Linked DNA regions of Homo sapiens: region 1 is linked to region 2. A link is an interaction called in ENCODE POLR2A ChIA-PET data of the cell type or tissue named here. Cell type or tissue: GM12878. All regions are shown on one strand. Links, peaks and the distances in the headings refer to the core of each region. The heading gives the core; the rest is flanking DNA.

Region 1 (2,907 bases), core at 199-2,698, 51 kb after region 2:
GGGGCTACGTCCAGGGGGGCATGGGTGCCCTCTCTGATGCGATCGCAAGCTCAGCCACCACACATGGAGCAAGCATCTTCACTGAAAAGGTGAACGGCCCCTCTACCCCACCCCAATTATTAGTAAGGATCCCAGGACAGAACAAAGTCTCAGATTTGGAAGGTCCCTTGTTTTACCAATGAACAGAGGGGCCATGAGGGGATGGGTTGCAGAATCAAGAGATTAAGGTCATGCAGTCTGTTAGTGGCTAACCACCCCCTTGGAATTCCCTGGTCACTGAACTGAGACTGAGTGTTTCATGGAGAAGCTGAGGCTTCATGGAGAAGCTGCAGAACTTGGTGGGATGGGTTTGGGATGAAGAAGTTGTGAATGCCTAGGAGCAGCACAGACCATGGAAATCCCGGAAGATCTAACATGGATTTCCCTTCCTGCGGTTTCTGGGGCCTTGTTCTGGTGGGCTCTAGACAGTGGCGAAGGTGCAGGTGAACAGTGAAGGCTGTGTTCAAGGAGTTGTGCTGGAAGATGGCACAGAGGTGAGAAGCAAAATGGTGCTGTCCAACACATCACCGCAGATCACCTTCCTGAAGCTGACGCCACAGGTGAGGCTGTGGGCAGGAGGGTGGAGCTTAGATGTCTGCCAAAACAGGGGTTAGAAATCGTGGGGATTGAGGGAGCCAGGATTGCATCAGGGTGTGAGATGCAAAAGCCAAGTCTCTGCATTTGGGAAACAGGGGGGTAAGGGCAGGTAGCAAACGGGGAAGAAGCCTCACAGGTGGGGAGAAGGGGCCAGAGAGGTGAAGTGACCAAGATTCCGGCCATTGGCAGAGCCAGAGCTAGAACCCAGGTCTGACTTTCAATCTAGAGTTATTTCCACAACTTTCCTACTTTCCTGATTTCTCCCCTCTCACCGCTCTAATTCCATTGTCTTTGTCAATGATCTGTTATATTATCCATGATTATTAATTAATCAATTAACAAAGAGCCACAATACTTCTGGGCATACAACAAGAAATACTGGCACCCAGAACTGGAGACTTCAGTTGATCTTGGTGGATTTCAGCTGCTTAAGGCTTGCTCATGCGTCTGCAGTTGGCTGTGGGTCAGCTTGCCGGCTGCTGATCTTGGCGGGACTCCTTCATGTGCCTGGGAGCTGGCTGGTGGTGGCTGGTCCAGGACCGTTTCTGCTGGGATGACCGGGTGGGGGACTCGGCTATGCTCCATGTGTCTGTCCTCCTCCAGCACGGTAGTCCAGGCATGTTCTCAAGGTCTGGCAAAGGGCAAAAGCAGGCAAGCTCAAGCATGCATGCAAGCATCACATGGTTTGATCTCTTTGCATCCTGTTTGCTAGCATTGGCCAGACCAAGTCTCATGGCCAAGCCTAGAGTCAGAGTGTGAGAGCACTGCAAGGTTACACGGAAGTGGGTGTGCAAACAGGGAGGGGTGAGCTTTGGGGGCAGTTTTTGCAATTGACTTACCCTGTGCTCAAAAGATATGATAACATGTATACGCACATGAAGCTCCTAGCCATTCTTGGGGGCAATTCTTAGGGGCAAAGCACTACTTTTTCTGAGTGATTCCATTACTAAAATTCAACAAACATCAGTAAAAAGAAACTTGTTAAGGCAATTCTGAGATCGTCGAGGCTTCCAAGAGCTTACAGACCAGTAGTGAAAAGAGGCCTGCAAACCACTGACCCCTTTGCAAGCAGGGAGAGGTGCGGACTATTTCACAGTCAGAACTGCTGGCCAAGCGCGGAGGAGGAAGTGGTTAGAGCTGAGTGGGAGGGGATCTAGGAAGGCTTCACAGGGGAGGTGGTTTTGGCTGAGCTTTGAAGGATGAAGAGGATTTCCGGAGGGAGCGACTGAGGGATCTTCCTGAGCAAAGAAAGAAGGCAGCTTCCTTGGGGCCTTGGACATCTGAGGCCTTTCATGGAGCCTTCTCCTTCCAGGAGTGGCTTCCTGAGGAGTTCCTGGAGAGAATCTCTCAGCTGGACACCCGGTCGCCTGTCACCAAGATCAATGGTAAGAGGCACACCACATTGCAGCACTGTCTCCTTTGACCCATCTGAGTGAGAAACCTCCAGGCTGGGGGCAGCTGAACTCAGTCATCATCTCCATTCCCGGACCTCCAGCCTGTGTCCCCCTGCAGCCTGGTCAGAAGGTGAAACACTTGCTCATACTTTCCTACTCCCGTCCGCCACTGAGGGTAGCAGGGTGCTGGCTGTAGAGGGAGGACCTTGTGGGGCTAAGACCTGACCCTCCTCTTTGGTCCCTCAGTGGCCGTAGACAGGCTGCCCAGCTTCCTGGCGGCCCCCAATGCTCCCAGGGGCCAGCCGCTGCCCCATCACCAATGCTCCATCCACCTGAACTGTGAAGACACCCTCCTCCTTCATCAGGCCTTTGAAGATGCCATGGATGGCCTGCCTTCCCACAGGTAGGGGCCCTGGACTTTATGTTCCCTGATGTTCTTCCACATGGGCCTGGGAGGCGGGGCTGTCCATGCCACCCACAGCAGGGATCAGGCCTGGTGTTCAACCTTCACAGTGACTTAGGATCTGCCAAAATCCATACTCCTAAGGACAGGAAGTGCATCCCAGGTGAAAAATCTGAGGATGAGGGCAGGTAAGGGGTGAAGAGCGGCTCAGGTTAGCAGAAGGGGCAGAGGGGCAGAGCACTGCCCAGGAAAGTGCTGGGGCTGGGGAAGAAGAGGAGAAAATGTGTTCTGGGAGAGCAAAGGAAGTTCTCTCATTCAGAGCCCGTCAGAGAGCACGCACTCACCGAGTCCCCTGCTCCGTAGCCTTTCTTTTTCTGATAATCTGCCTTCTTGCAAAACTTCTAAAAGCATTTCCCACCTCCCACTGCAGCTGTATTTCCATTCTTCTGGAACAGGCAGGGGCGCTATAGGAGC
Region 2 (2,844 bases), core at 345-2,844:
AGTGTGGGAAGCTGTATTAAAGATCTTCCAGTGGGTGAATAGTTAAGACATTTCTTACATAATCAAGCACAGAGTGTGTGGTGTGTGTGTGTGTGGCGGGGGGGTGGGGAAGGAGATTTGGGAGGGCTGAAGACACTGGTGGCTGTGGCCCTAGAAGCTGCAGCCTACTAGGTACAGGGGCTTTAGGCAGCCTCTGTTCTCACCATGAACAGGGAGAGCAGCATTTGAATGAAACTTCTGTGGTGCTGAAGTAAATTCAGGGGCTTTGAGGCTCATCTTCTGGAGCTGTTTTTTGTTTGTTTGTTTGTTTGTTTGTTTGTTTTTTCAGACAGAGTCTCGCTCTGTCACCCAGGCTGGAGTGCAGTGGTGTAATCTCGGCTCACTGCAACCTCTGCCTCCCGGGTTCAAGCAATTCTCCTGCCTCAGCAGTTATCCCGAGTAGCTGGGATAACAGGCACTTGCCACCATGCCTGGCTAATTTTTGTATTTTTAGTAGAGACGGGGTTTCACCATGTTGGCCAGGCTGGTCTCGAACTCCTGACTTCAGGTGATCCACCCCCCTTGGCCTCCCAAAGTGCTGGGATTACAGGCGTGAGCCACCGCGCCCAGCCCTGGAACTGTTTTTATCTGAGGGAGAGATATCTCTGGACTGCCCAGAGATGGAGGTGCACCAGTGCCCTCCGATCCACACCAGGCACTAACTGGCTGCCGTGAGCATGGCCTCCCTGGGCATTCGGCTCCATGTCTAGGCCAAGACCTGGGTCCCTTCCTGTGCCAGTCTGGTTCCAGTAGGCCCCGTGGTGGGTCTGTTGCTGTGCTGAGAGGGACCAGATACCACAGAGGAAAGGGCCCCAGCCTTGGCATCAAACAGGTCTGGGTCCAGATCCCAGCTTTGCCACTTCAGGCTGTGCCTGTGTCCTGCTCTCTAAAATGGGGGTACCTGAAGAGTTCTACTTTGTCCAGTTGTGAGGGTGCAACAAAAATGGAAGTCCCTTGTGATGCCTGGTGTGCAGAAGGGGCTCACTGAATGTTTGCTGAGGTTGGGGTCCTCTTCGTTACTCAGACTGAGCTCATAGATGTTGGGGCTGGAGGCTGACCTTGACCTTGCCTTTCCCTGGCAGATGAAGTGCGTCTTGGTGGCCACTGAGGGCGCAGAGGTCCTCTTCTACTGGACAGATCAGGAGTTTGAAGAGAGTCTCCGGCTGAAGTTCGGGCAGTCAGAGAATGAGGAAGAAGAGGTGAGTGCAGGGTAGGCAGTCCCAGGAGGGGTGGATAGGAAGGAACCATACAAAACTCCCAGCAGGCAGAGAGGCAGGAAAACCTGTGTTCACCCTGTCCTGGGCAGCATGAGCAGGGTGCTGGGTGGGGTCCAGCATCCTTCACACCTAGACCCTTATCCTCAAGGTTGGCCTCTTGATGCTCTGAGCTCGGTGACCCCACCCCCACACCCCACCAGTCCTCTCTGGACTAAATGAGGGCAAGAAGAAGTCGAATTTTATCACGTAACAGAAGAACTTGGAGCCATCAGTTTCTGTAACCTAAAAAGTTTAACAAGGCTGGGCGCGGTGGCTCACGCCTGTAATCACAACACTTTGGGAAGCCAAGGTGGGCCAGTTGCTTGAGCTCAGGGATTTGAGACCAGCCTGGGCAGCATGGCGAAACCCTGTCTCTACAAAAAAAATACAAAAATTAGCCAGGTGTGGTGGTGCGTGCCTATAGTCCCAGCTACTTGGGAGGTTGAGGTGGGAGGATCACTTGAGTCCAGGTGGTAGAGGCTGCAGTGAGCCGAGACTGTGCCCATGCATTCCAACCTGGGCGACAGAGCAAAAAAAAAAAAAAAAAGTTTAACGTAAGCTGAACACGTTAATTTTTTAATAGCTGTATTAAGGTATGATTAACATACCATAAATTGCACATATTTAAAGTGCATAATTTGATAAGCTTTGATATGTATATACCTATGATTCTATCACAATCAATAAAAGGAATATATCTACCACCTCAAACATTTGTAATCCCTTCTTTCCCATCCCCATCGCATAGGAACTGCTGATCTGCTTTCTGTCATGATAGATTAGTTTGTATCATATGGCCTTATATAAATGGAGTCATACAGTATGTGCTTGGATTTAGTTTGGTTTTGGTTTGACTGCTTTCACTCAGCATAATTATTTTGTGATTCATCTGTGTTGTGGCATGTATCAATCGTTCATTCCTTGTCATTGAGTAGTAATCTATTGTATCAGGATGCCACCATTTGTTCATTCATTTACTTGTTGATGGACATCTGTGTTATTTTCAGTTTTTGACTATTACAAATAAAGCAACTATGAACATGCACGTACAAGTCTATGTATACATGGATGCTTTCATGTCCAAGGACAGATACTTAGGATAGACTGGCTAGGTCATGTAGGTGTATGTGTAACTTTTTAATAAACTGCCAAACTTTTCCAAAGTGGTTGTGTAATTTTTGATTCCACCTGTAGTGTTTGAGAGTTCAGTTCCTCCATATCCTCACCAACACTATAGTCCGTCTTTTTAATTTTAGCCATTCTAATAGATGTTCACTAGAATCTCACTGTGTTTTAAATTTCATTTCCTTAATGACTAATGCTTTTGAGCATCTTTTCATGTGCTTATTTGCCATATCTTTTGCCCAGTTTTTATTTGAGTTGATTGTTTCTTCTTCTTATTCTTACTGAGTTTTGAGAGCTTCTAATATATTTTGGATGGAATCCTTTATCAGATACATGTTTTACAAATATTTTCTTTCAGTTTGTGGCTTGTGTTTGTATTCTCAATGGTATCTTTCAAAGAGCAGAAGTATTAGAACTCGAGTTT

What was found. ChIA-PET counts read pairs that join two places held together with the same protein. Peaks named below come from ENCODE experiments on the same cell type or tissue, not always from the same donor. Only the 100,000 strongest peaks of a DNase experiment are listed, where the experiment ranks them.
Region 1: POLR2A ChIA-PET joins it to region 2 with 9 read pairs; 3 of 35 experiments call an interaction of 5 or more read pairs at or near these places.

What each region holds. Positions count from the first base shown.
Region 1 is chr10:98,390,124-98,393,030 of GRCh38, reverse strand. PYROXD2 (pyridine nucleotide-disulphide oxidoreductase domain 2) reads left to right here. Exons shown (of 16, transcript NM_032709.3): 9 at 1-89; 10 at 465-599; 11 at 1,949-2,021; 12 at 2,277-2,433. Among named protein-coding and RNA genes, the nearest start is that of MIR1287, 3.7 kb to the left of the region's middle. RefSeq lists an enhancer at 1,474-1,523. In GM12878, for the core only: no CTCF peak of the experiment used is centred there; a DNase peak (open chromatin) is centred at 1,379; H3K27ac peaks cover 272 bases.
Region 2 is chr10:98,441,518-98,444,361 of GRCh38, reverse strand. HPS1 (HPS1 biogenesis of lysosomal organelles complex 3 subunit 1) reads left to right here. Exons shown (of 20, transcript NM_000195.5): 3 at 1,122-1,238. The coding sequence starts at 1,122. Among named protein-coding and RNA genes, the nearest start is that of HPS1-AS1, 3.4 kb to the left of the region's middle. In GM12878, for the core only: no CTCF peak of the experiment used is centred there; no DNase peak of the experiment used is centred there.